2 separate regions of the Homo sapiens genome follow, and region 2 is linked to region 1. A link is an interaction called in ENCODE POLR2A ChIA-PET data of the cell type or tissue named here. Cell type or tissue: GM12878. All regions are shown on one strand. Region 1 overlaps PARD3 (par-3 family cell polarity regulator). Region 2 overlaps PARD3 (par-3 family cell polarity regulator).

Region 1 (2,500 bases):
TATTATTGAGTCACTTTTTTCTTTTATCACATAATCGCTTTACTTTCAACATATCAGAAAAACCTTTTTATTTTAAAGCAGTGAGAAAGACCTGCAACCTGCATGTCTTTCGAGTTAGGCTTTATTTCCATAGCTGTCATCTTTGTCTTAAAATGGAAACTTCATTTTTGCATGCTTTAAGCCCAACCTTCTAGTATCTACAGTTGTAGCTATACAATATTGATACTTACGTGCATTTTCTCTGAGTGTCTAGATAATTAGAATCATACAAAGAAAAAAGGATCAAGTGACTTAATTGTCTAGATTTTTTTTCACTTTCTTTTGTTTGAGTACAAATTATGTTTAGGGTTCTGCTTCCTGAAAAGGCCGCTTGTCCTTGGGGTATAAATTGAGTGGTATATTAGCCCATGTGTGCAGTCGTAGCTTGTTTTATTTTGTAAGAGTCTCCACTGGAACTTGAATTCAGTCCTTCTGTCTGCAATTCCTTAATAGTAGTACCTTGAGGTATATGAGGTTGATTTTTTTCAGAAGGGGAAATGTTCTGAAATATATTTTAACTACAGGAAAATTTTGATACTGTAATTTAAGTTATAAACTTATTTGCCTTGGACAAAATGTCTTTTTTGTCTAAAAAGAAAAATGTAGAATACCTTTTAAAGGAAACATATGCTCTCATTTCTGTGGAGTATATAGTGCTTTCTGATAATGATGTTATACTTCCTGTTAGATAAAAGATTCCCTAAGAACAAGTTGTTTTAAATTTTTTTCCTGCTTGAATTCTCTCATAACATTGAAAAAATTTCAGCTGAAATATTGCTTCCCTGCTAAAAAATATTGTTTTGTAGTTTCTTTAATGTTTACCTTTTAGAGGTAAAGTGTTTTATTTATATTTATCAGTAAAATTTCATTTAAAGTGAAAATACTGTACCAAAATATTTTTGGTGTGTTTTTATTACCCTTTATAAGAGCAACACCTTTTTATTTTGGTGTAAGAAAACCTATGATGCACAAGGCTATCAAAATATCTCTGTTCTAAGCCAGTAAGTTTTGTGTTAACTTGACATTTTTGAAATATTTATTGCTTGGTACTTGTCAATGCCCTGGTGATTGTCACTTTGGGTTTAATGATGAACACTAAAAGATTGACCACTTCCTCTCTTCTAGATATCTGGTCTTAGTTTCTTTATTAGTCACAAAACCTTAGTGGTTCCCAGATCATGGCAGAATTGTGCATGAAATGAGTTATGTTCCATAGCAGATATGGCTAGTCCTAGAGTGTGTGTGTGTGTGTGTGTGTGTGTGTGTGTGTGTGTGTGTTTTCCTGTTGTTTCCACAGGATTACAGCTGAAAACTTTTGTTTTGTTTTAGGTAAATGGAGTAGATTTAGTGGGCAAATCCCAAGAGGAAGTTGTTTCGCTGTTGAGAAGCACCAAGATGGAAGGAACTGTGAGCCTTCTGGTCTTTCGCCAGGAAGACGCCTTCCACCCAAGGGAACTGGTGTGTAAATTTAGAGTAGATGAAAGATTTCTGATATGCAGCAGCCAGGGGTCTGGGTTAGTTGCCTGATGGCAAATGTTTATTGAGACATTTTCTGAGGAGTTTCTAGATCTTATATTTCTTTCAGCCCTCACTGAATACAAACATTCTTTTCTCTAATACTCCCTTAGTTTCAGAAATGGATATCCTCAGTAATGAATGGAGGGGTACTTAAACATCAGACTGTAGGGATATTTTCAAGGGCATCAAATGTTCATCACTGTACACCCTCAGATGGACTGACTGAATACAGAGACGCCGATTATTTCAGAACTGTCACTCCACAGACTGTCGCTGAAAGCTTGCCATCTTCCACACTGCATATGACAAATTTTCATATTTCACATTTTCATAGTACATGTCAGTAAGCCAAATAGATGCTTGCTTCCTTACTGTTGTATGAAAAGGAATACCTTTTTAAAAAAATTATTATTAAAAATAAAAAGACCTAAGTGGCAATAAGCCTCATGGCTATTAATTATACAAATATAGGTCATGTTACTTAGGATGACATAAATGAAGGAAATGAAAAGGCATTTACAACTTTTGCAACCTATCTCCTTCACTTTCCATACATACATTAATACATCTGAGTATTTACATGGTATTGGTGTGAATGAAATAAGTGTCTTAAATGTACATAGTTCTGAGTGGTTTTCTGCAAAAGTGCTAGGTTTCATTTATATATAAAAATGACATAATTGGAGGAGTTGCCTTTGTCTTTTGATGTGGTAAGAAAATTGTTTTATTTCAAGTACAAGTGGTATTTTAAATATTTCAAAACAGATTCTACTTGGATCATTTTGGAATACATCCTTTTCATCTAGCTCTTAGTGCTAAACAAAAATTAATTTGTATAATCTAGAGTGACAAGGTTTTAGAAACGAGGTTTCCAAATTTATCATATAGCCCAAATTCTCTTGTGTCTTCAAGTATGGATGTGTTATGATAAAAATAACTATAT
Region 2 (2,500 bases), 74 kb after region 1:
TTAAATGGTAAGTAAGTGCCACTAAATCAATTTCAGGTCTTCAGTGAGTTCCAAAACAAAATTTGAAAAACACCATTTAGATGGTGGAAATCCTCTCGGTTTGCGAGGGTGGGATGAGGAACCTGGAGGCATTGGAGAGGCAGGTGGCCTCTCATAAATGACTCGATATGGCTTGACTCTGCTCCTAAAGATAGTGGGTAGCCATTCAAGAGAATAGCTTGATAAAGTTTACAGTGTTTAGAAAATTAAAAGATTCCTCTAACCACAGTGTGTAGAGTGAACTGAAGGGCTAGACCAGAGTGATGTCAGGAACTGTGAGGCAGCTTTTGTAAAAATTGTGGCCAGTGATGGAGGTAGCCGTAGGGACAGAGACATATAGATGTATTTCTCAGGTAGACTCTAGGGGACTTGCTTATTTGATTTGATGTTAAAAAAAAAAAAAAAAAAAAGAAAGGAGAAAGAACAATAAGAAAGAATTGCCACAGTTTTAGCCTGGTCAGCTGGGTGGATAGTCACACACCGGCTAGTAAATACTGGAAGAGGATCCTATTTGGAGGACATGTGACATGTTGCATCTCATAAGCCTGTGATATGTCTACCTGGAGGGAACTGGAGGGTGGAAGAGGGGGAAGGGCTGGCACTGTAGAGATTTGGAAATCAAAGACATGTCAGGTGGTGCTTGCAACCATGGCAGTGTGAGTGAACAGATGGTCTGGGAAGTGCGTATAGAGGGAAGGAGTAATAGAAGGTGGCCAGAGAGAGTTCTAAGGCCCCTTTGAATATCACTGGCGCTCAGGGCAGGAATGGGGCAGAGGAAGGAGCTGTTGGTAACTGAGAAGAGGCCACTGCAGAGAGAGGAGGAAAACCAAAAGAGTGCAGTCACTAAAGCCATTAAAGCAAGGATGTGTTTTTAATTAATTAGAATGATGTGGTCAACATTGTTCCTGCTGAGAGGTCAGAAAGTCCTCCTGGTCTTGGCTACATGGAGTGATTAGTCAGTAGGTGTCAACTGGACCTATTTTGAAGGGTTACCCAGCACTCTGTGATATACTTGAATATTTCTATATGATGCAGGTGTGGCTAGCATCTCTGATGCTAATGCTTGTTCAAGTTGAGAACATCGCATATCCCTGTTTTAAGAAGCAGAGCTTTTTTCGTGGCACTGTGATACAAACACAAGCGCAAAACCTGTGCCAGATTTCCATAGTTTTTGAGCAATAGAAATGACCTTTTAGGTGACATTAAGTGAATCCTAATTGCAGATTCTCACAAAGGATTGTAGCTATTAGGATATAAGGAATTAATTTGTAAGTACTTAACAAAAGTTGCAGGAAAAATAAATTTGGTGATTGATTTTGCTGCCTGTAGGATCACTTCTTACCCTCCATGGTGAGAGACTGTCATTCACTGTCTCTGCCTTTCTCTTGTATGTTGGGAGTTGTCCTGCTGAACACGACCTTCCTAGAGCTATCTGTGGGTTAAGGATCTTCGTGGCATTAGCTACTCTAAATTAGCTGCCTAGTTCCAGTCTTCTCTCATGCTTACAGAACAAGAAAAGTACTTATAGTCAGTAAATTGTTTTGTCAAAGTCCAAGCTTTAAAATTGCCCCCAGCCCTGCCATTTTTTTTTTTTTTTAAACAAGATCTTGCTCTGTCACCCAGGTCGGACAGGCTAGAGTGCAGTAGAGCAAGCATGGCTCACTGCAGCCTCCTGCCTCAGCCTCCCATGTAGCTGGGACCACAGGCATGCACATTCATTCATTCATTCATTTATTTGTAGAGATGGTTTCTCACTTTGTTATCCAGGGTGGTCTTGAACTCCTGACCTTAAGTGATCCTCCCATCTCTGCCTCCCAGAGTGTTGGGATTACAGGTGTCAGCTACCATGCCTGGCCAAAATTACCTTTTTAGGAAGCTTTTCTTTTCCAATATTGTGACATTTAACCATTATAACACATAATCAGGAGCCCCCACTATGTACTCACATACATTTCCAGACTGTGTTTTCCCAGGGTTTGTTTTTTCCAAGATTCGTGAATGCTTCTATTCCCATGACTTCCAAAAAAATTGTAATATACTATGATTTGTGGATATCTTTGTTTTTCAGGGCAACAGTGTCCATCTTTCATGTCTATCCAAAGAGACATAAAGTCCTTGGTATGTTCAAACTATTAATGTGAACTTTTTATTTGTACATGCATTTTTAATTTCGTGAGTCACTCTGTGTATGATGTACTCTCCGGTTATTGCATTCGGAAACATTTTAACTGGAATTATTTCTGAAAGTGTATTTCCCAGGAAAGTGTAGACTTATATGTTTTTCCTACTGTGACACAATTTTGATTTTCTTTTATATTTTCAGTAATAAAGTATTATGAACTAATTATTATTTTTAAAAAGGTAGACCATGTAACCAGTTAGCTATTGTTTGGTAATTTTGGTAATAGTTAGATACCATTACAGTCTTTAAATGGGTTACCACTAAGATTTTATCTTTCTT

What was found. Peaks named below come from ENCODE experiments on the same cell type or tissue, not always from the same donor. Only the 100,000 strongest peaks of a DNase experiment are listed, where the experiment ranks them.
Region 2: POLR2A ChIA-PET joins it to region 1 with 5 read pairs; 3 of 35 experiments call an interaction of 5 or more read pairs at or near these places.

What each region holds. Positions count from the first base shown.
Region 1 is chr10:34,373,871-34,376,370 of GRCh38, reverse strand. PARD3 (par-3 family cell polarity regulator) reads left to right here. Exons shown (of 25, transcript NM_001184785.2): 11 at 1,369-1,497. Among named protein-coding and RNA genes, the nearest start is that of PARD3, 440 kb to the left of the region's middle. In GM12878, no CTCF peak of the experiment used is centred here; a DNase peak (open chromatin) is centred at 1,200.
Region 2 is chr10:34,299,768-34,302,267 of GRCh38, reverse strand. The region is part of intron 20 of PARD3 (par-3 family cell polarity regulator); the gene reads left to right. Among named protein-coding and RNA genes, the nearest start is that of LINC02629, 400 kb to the right of the region's middle. In GM12878, no CTCF peak of the experiment used is centred here; no DNase peak of the experiment used is centred here.